Regions from separate parts of the Homo sapiens genome. Here region 1 is linked to region 2. The links are chromatin contacts, found by Hi-C or POLR2A ChIA-PET in ENCODE. All regions are on one chromosome and are shown on one strand. Each heading gives the region's core, a stretch centred on a gene start or an enhancer-like site at or near the end of the contact. The rest is flanking DNA. Distances are from core to core; before and after follow the strand shown. Region 1 has its middle 6.2 kb from the start of LINC00603. Region 2 overlaps TTC33 (tetratricopeptide repeat domain 33).

The links. A loop is a pair of places that touch in the nucleus more often than their neighbours do. ChIA-PET counts read pairs that join two places held with the same protein, here RNA polymerase II (POLR2A).
Region 1: a loop to region 2 is called in a map of PC-3, with 5 times the contacts of the local background. The contact joins two enhancer-like sites. A Hi-C loop is called at or near these places in 1 of 168 maps with a recorded cell type or tissue (PC-3). POLR2A ChIA-PET finds 5 or more read pairs at or near these places in 2 of 52 experiments (MCF 10A and activated CD8-positive, alpha-beta T cell).

The regions. Positions count from the first base shown.
Region 1 is chr5:40,044,404-40,047,715 of GRCh38, reverse strand. No RefSeq gene overlaps it. Among named protein-coding and RNA genes, the nearest start is that of LINC00603, 6.2 kb to the left of the region's middle. Within about 2 kb of position 1,380, at least 2 of the 41 ENCODE cell types and tissues checked have a DNase peak (open chromatin) inside an H3K27ac peak, as active enhancers do; they include PC-3, where a contact is called at or near this core.
Region 2 is chr5:40,733,044-40,736,636 of GRCh38, reverse strand. All of the region lies in intron 2 of TTC33 (tetratricopeptide repeat domain 33), which reads left to right. It also overlaps a transcript of PTGER4 not described here. Among named protein-coding and RNA genes, the nearest start is that of TTC33, 21 kb to the left of the region's middle. Within about 2 kb of position 2,341, at least 4 of the 41 ENCODE cell types and tissues checked have a DNase peak (open chromatin) inside an H3K27ac peak, as active enhancers do; they include PC-3, where a contact is called at or near this core.

The sequences.
Region 1 (3,312 bases), core at 131-2,630, 690 kb after region 2:
GTCTTCCCTCTACCCCTCTTCAAGTAGTGGTAGTAAATGTTTGAATTTCAAATCTAATCCCCAAGATCATGCTCCCTTGATTCACTGTCTTCACTCAAATACCCATGATGAAATGCTAGCTCTGAATGGTAGTTTTAAACTTTGCTCCATTAAAGCTATGTAATCTTGATCTCATGCTACATTTAAATACATGTGTCACCTAAAGAAATCACTATATCAAATAAATGTCTGCATTCCATGTTCATTGCAGCACTATTCACAATAGGCACGATATGGAAGCCACCCCAAGTATCCATCAACAGATGAATGGATAAAGAAAATGTAGTACACACACACAATGGAGTACTATTCAGCCATAAACAAGAATGAGATCCTCTCACTGGGCTTTTAATTCTTTCAAAGTAGACCCTAGCTGTGAGATTTAAAATCAGGTCTTAGTTTTAACCTTAACATTGATAAATAAGATTCACTAGTACTACAGCAAATATTTTACCTTATGGAGGAAGGATTTGCTTGAATATGATATAATTTCAGTTCAGTCTTTTAATCTGCAATTTTATTTTCTTGATACACCACAAAATATTTTATGAACAGCAATGTGCAAACAATATGGGCACAGGTTCTAATGAAAGGAAATGAAATGGCTTCCTGGGAAAAGAACATGAGTTGTGGTTTGACTCATACCAGAGGCCAAAGCAAATGTGAGCCAACAATGAAGGAGGCTGTGTCTGACTTTGAATTCTAGTCACTGTAAAATAACTCATTGCTCACCAAGCAAGACATACACTGTTCAAATTGACTGGATGTGTTACTTATTCAAACTCGGAGAAGAGCTTAAAATTCAAGCTGTTGCCTGGGACAAAGGATTGGCTGTACTATTCACTTTCTGAGATAAACCTCTTCAACATTGTTGGCAATTTGCAAAGTGTAAAGGGTATAGTTTTTTACTTTTGGACAGCTGTTGTTTTGCATGCTCTCTCTATTATTTAGGTGTATATATTTGGATAATTGTTTAAATTCCTCTTAGTCATAGTTTCCTTATCCTAAGAAATTACTACTGTTTGTCTTTTTGATAGTGTTGTAAAGATTAAATGAAATGATGTAAATAAAACCTCCAGAAGACTGCATGGGAAGAAACACCAAAAGGAAGAGCCAATGAAAGTGATGGAAGCCAGGAAATTGCAATGTCCCTCTTATATGATCTCTCCAATCCTTAGGCATAAACCAACTCTGATACCTACTGGACTGTGCTTTTTGGCTCACTATCTCTCTCTGTCAATAATGAACATTGTAAAAGAAGGCACTTTCTTTAAATTTCAGAGTTTGGCACAGTGGCTGACTCATAGGTGGTCATCATTAAAAGTTTGCCTGTGAAGTGAATAAAAGAATGGCCTCAGAGATGATATGACTTGAGAGAGATTATGTTAGTAGAGTTAGCTAAGACTTGGGACAACGGATCCATGGGTAAGGTACAAGCTATTAATCTCAAGTGCTCTTCTAGCAAGGCTGCGTTAGTGAGAATTTCTGTAAACCACAGATTTTAAGAAATTTCTTGACAAATAAAATGAAAATACCTGGAGCTTGAAGATCTATGAATCTGTAGTTTTCACAAGCTCCCAGTTTATTCTGATACATGTTTAGATTTTTTGGCAATTTAAAAATTCTTGGCAGTCTTACTCATAATTCGACAAATGCTTGATATTAGGGTGTTCAAGATGAACCAGCCAACTCTTGACAAATGGATAGAGAACAGTACAGTCAATTAGGAAAGGAAATTCTGGGCAATCTGGTGGGGTGTTTGTGTGTGTGTGTGTGTGTGTGTGTGTGTGTGTGTGTGTGTGTGTGTGTATTAATCATCTTTGATGGTCTTACCCAAAATTATCTGATTATTAGAATTAGGGCAGAAAATGAGAATAAAATAAATCTGAAAACAGTGTGGCAGGGTTGGAATCCTATCTTTCTTACAGGTAGGTTTACTTATCTATAAAATTAAGAAAATTGTATTTCTTATAATGCTCTTTGAAGACTAAACGAGATAACCTGTGCAAAGCACAATGCTTCACGTAAGCATATGCTCTATTTATATCCGTTTCTTCTTCCTCCTCCTTCTTCTTCCTTTCTCTTCTTCCTCTTTTTCTTCTTCATTTTCAAAGCTAAAACCCATTCTATCTTCCTCATGAATTTTCACCTGACTTTGCTAGTTCATAAATATTTAGCTGTATTTGAAACAACATATAAATTATACTAAAATTTTATAATTTAGTTCTATATTGTTTGAACAATGTTTTTTTCCAGAAATTATCTTTTTTTATTCTTTTAGCTTTATCTTCTGAAGCAAAACATATGCTTAACAATAGTCTGTATAGCAAGTACATCTGTGTTGGGCTGGATATGCAGTAGGTTTCACAAACACGTGTTATATGCATAATTCTGTTTTACAGAGCAATACCAATTACAGTACCTCCCACTGGAATATTGTTGATAATCATCCACAACAACAACAAAAATTGAGTGATTCTTGTCACTTTGTAGCATGCACTTACAAAATTGATTCCAATCACGGAAACATACCAAGAAAAAATGCTATGGTTTTAAAAATAGGTCATACACATGTTCCTGAGGTCAGAATTCTAAACACTGGTTAAATTTCTACATTTTGTACCTGTAACATTTTTCCATCATGTCTCAAGGTAAAGGCATTAAGATTTTTTTAAATGATTATAAAAGTACTTAGTTGCTAAAATAAAAAAGGAAAGAAAAAAGAAGAAAAATTTCCTTCATAGTTGGAGAAAACTGACAAATTTTTATTTTCTATCAGTATTTTTCCATGCCTCCCTCCCCCTCTTTCTCTCCCCTCTCCTTCTCTTCCCTCCCTCTCTTCTCCTCTGCTCCTTTCCCTCCTCTGTACTCTCTCTCTGCACACACACACACACACACACACACTCTCTCTCTCTCTCTTTCTGTCTCTCTCTCTCTTTCTGTTTCTCTCTCCTTCTGTGTCTCACACACACACACTACACAAACGTTTCACAAATTATAATCATATGTCTTCCTACTCTCTTCTATTCTATTCTATTCTATTCTATTCTATTCTATTCTCTTTTCTTTTCCTCTCTCTCTCTCTCTCTCTCTCTCTCTCTCTTTCTTTCTTTCTTTTCTTTTTCACGGAGTTTTGCTCTTGTTGCCCAGGCTGGAGTGCAGTGGTGCGATCTAGGCTCACTGCAACCTCTGCCTCCCAGGTACAAGTGATTCTCCTGTCTCAGCCTCCCAAGTAGCTTGGATTACAGACATGGGCCACCATGCTCAACTAGT
Region 2 (3,593 bases), core at 1,092-3,591:
CTTGGTATATTTCCTGTAGTAGTAATATATATTTTTGTAAATTATTTTGTTCAAGTGGCTTTTTCTAGAATTATTACAAACTAGGTTATACCTTCTCAAGAGTCACGGTGTTAGTCCCAACTTTGACATCTTGGCTTTTAAAGTTTCAGCCACTAGATGGTGATATTTGACTGTCTAGCTAACTGGTCTGATTTTTCTGTTAGAATCAGTTGTATGTGTATGAAGCAGGAATATAAATTAGAATTTACCATGCATTTTGTTCTTGTCTAGGAAAGTATACCTACTAATGTAAATTTGAGGGTGATCTTGCTGTGTGACCCACATTCTGCAGATTACTCACATCAGTATATTTAATGACAGTGGTTTTGCCTCATGCTCTGTGGAAAAACATAGATACAGTCAGTGTAGAATGACTTTATTTTCTCACCAGCACATCTTCCAACCTTACTGTATTTGTGCCTATATGATCTGTCATCATTCCATTGTAATTATCAAAGGCCCACCACTCCACTTGTACTCTAGACCCCATCCCCTTGTGCCTTCTCAGGAACGTTGTTCTGAAATTGTCCTCTCATTTTTATATAATCTGTTTCTTCTTTTCTCTCGGTCCTTCTTGCTGGCATGCAAACATACCCTGATAACATCCATTTAAAAAGCTTCTCTCCAAATGCTCTGCCATTTCTCTGCTCCCACTGCACTACAAACTCCATTTCTTGATGAACCATCCAGTCATATTTCTGTCCCCATGAATCCACTGAAACTGCTTTTGTAAAGGTTATCAGTGACCTCCATGTTGTCAAATCCAGTCATCACTTCTCTGTTGTCATTTATTGTGCTTCTCATCATTCAGCACAGGTGACCACAGTCTTCCTAAATACACTGCTCTCTCATCTTCCACACCACCATGCTATCATGCTTGTCCTTGTCTCCATGTCCTCTCCTTTTTAATCTTTGCTTGCTCCTTTCCTTTTGCTCTCCAGATCAACAATCATCTGTGTTTGTGGAGCTGTTGCCAGCTTAACATAGACCTTGTATTTATTCTTCTTTCTTCATGGCTTACTTCTGTTTTTCCCTCACTCTTGATTGCGTGGGATCCTATCCACTCAATAAAGATTTAGCCAGTAAGCTTTGGCCTCAGGCTCTGTTTTCCAGGTAACCCAAATTATCCTGGATTTCTTTCTTTTTTTCACTCATACCAAGTCCAAGTTGAGCCAACTGTACATTTTCAGTGTGTTGTAAATCTTTTTTCCTCTTTCTGTTTTCACTTCTATCCTTATCTAGGGTTATCTCATACCTAAATTACTTTGGTTGTCTCATATCTAGCCTTCCTGTGTACATTTTTGTACCCTTACTGTCTATTCTTCTGGGTCTGACTGATCTTTTAAAAATGTAAATCAATAATTCATGTCTCACTGTTGTATAAAAACTCTGTGGATTCTTCATCACACATACAATTAAATCCACATGCATAACTATGGCTTATTGTATTCTCTGTGATCATGGCTTCGGCCCACCTCCCTGACCTCTGACTTCCTTTCCTCTGGTTTTATTTCCTTTCCACAAAACATGGTTTGGTCCTGCCCCAGGTTCTTCCCTTTGCCTGGAATGGACCTTCTCCAGATTTTCAGTTGTCTGACCACGTTTTGTCACTCAGGTCTCAGCTTGAATGCGTTCCTAGGAAGACCTTTCTTGACCGCCCATTCCGAATAGCCACTTGGTCACTCCCTATCACATTCCTCCATTTGTCTTTTATCACGGCACTTATATTTTAACTGTTTGTTATCTTTCTTTCCCTGTCCCCTTCTAACATGCATACACTTTAGAAAGTAAGATCTGGAAGAATAGTAGGGACCTTTTATATCTTGTTGGGTGCTGCATCCTTAGTACTTATTACTAGAATTCTACCTGTCCCAGGGTAGGTGCCCAGTAAATATTTATAAAGTGAATAAGCTGTTAACTATATAGCTCATTAAATTTAAAGCCACAGTAAATTAGAAGTCTAATTGGGAGTAAAGTAGCTAAACACATTGACATTTCTATTTGGTAAATGAGTGTGCTATCTAACTTATTTAGCTTGATCACCAGCTGTTCTTTACCTCAGTATAGGGCATTATCTCATCCTGCCCTGTTGTAGTCCATGGAACTATTCCCTTTGCTTCCTTCCTTGTGCTACTTCAGTTGCATACTGTTAAGATTGTCCTTAAACTGGCGGAATCAGACTTTGGTCATTTATTAACCACAGTGACTTTAAACCAAGTTTTTATCTTTTAATGCTTCCTATCCAACAGCTGCAGTAGGGCTGTGTCTGTTCAGTCTGTTCCAAACTGAAGTTGAATTAAGAGATATGCTGCAGAAATTATGAGAGACTATTGATTTGTTCAGTGCCAAGTTTCCTGTGATCTAAAAATGGAGGAACTAAGTGGTGCCACCCTTTGTTTGCAGGCCAACAGAAGTAAACCAAAGAGAAATGAGAAGGGGGAAGAATTGAATAAGTTGATGATAGTGAAGTAAATACCCACCATTTCTTGCTTTGTTTAGCATGGAAAACAGCTCACTTGTTCCTTTAAACCTTTATAGGCCTCGTTGGCAACAAAGCACATTTCATTGAGGGATGCCTCTGCTGGCAGCAATGGTTATGCTTTCAAAATAAAAGACAGTGCAGTTGAGAAGAGAGGACATTTTTCTTTTTTCTCAAATCTGTAAGCCTGTGTTTACACGTGTGTGTGTGTATGTCTGTTTGTATGTATATGCACACATGCATACCTGCCTAATAAAAAGAAAAAACTAGTGATGGTCATTGTCACCTTGAACCTCTTAGTTTATTTCGTACTTGGGACAACTTAAGCTTAGGAACATAAGCAGCTTTGTGGGGTTGGGGACGGGATAAGCCATCCTGTTCTCAGCAGTAGTGCTAGTGGTATTTTCAGCAAGACAGCTCTTTATTGTGCAGGCTTGCTCTTTGCCTTGAAGAATGTTAACATCCCTGACCCTCTGCCACTAGTTCCTCCAAGTCACAGTGATGACCACAAATGCCTTCTATGGGGTGATAACTTCCTCTGGTTGAGTTGGGCAGAAAATAGGACTGGAAGTAAAAAGTAAATTTGACAAATATGATAAGCTTTTAACAGTGGTTGGGCCAAGTAGATCTAGGGTTGGCAAACTTTATTTATAAAAACAACCTGTTTTTATAAATAAAGTTTTACTGGGACACAGCAATGCCCATTTTTTGAATGCATTGTTTATGGCTTATTTTGGGATACAGTAATAGAGTTGAATAGTTGTGATAGACTGTATGGTTCACAAAACCTAAAATGTTTACTATATGGACCTTTACTATGCCACCCCTTGCTCTAGAGACCAAAGACCTTCAGCCCCTTCCTCAAAAGCTGTCAAAGACTCCTGAAACCTCAAACATCCAGGTTCTTAAGGTCCCTCTGCTAAACGTAGAATTCTCATGTTTTTGTTTTTTTCTACCTATATTCACATTCCCCTAGTCTTGGGATTTCTTATAATTTCTATATATGAAATAATGAACGGAACAAAGTAAGAATTTACATTTTTACCACTTTTGTCTTAGGATAGAATTTGTTTTT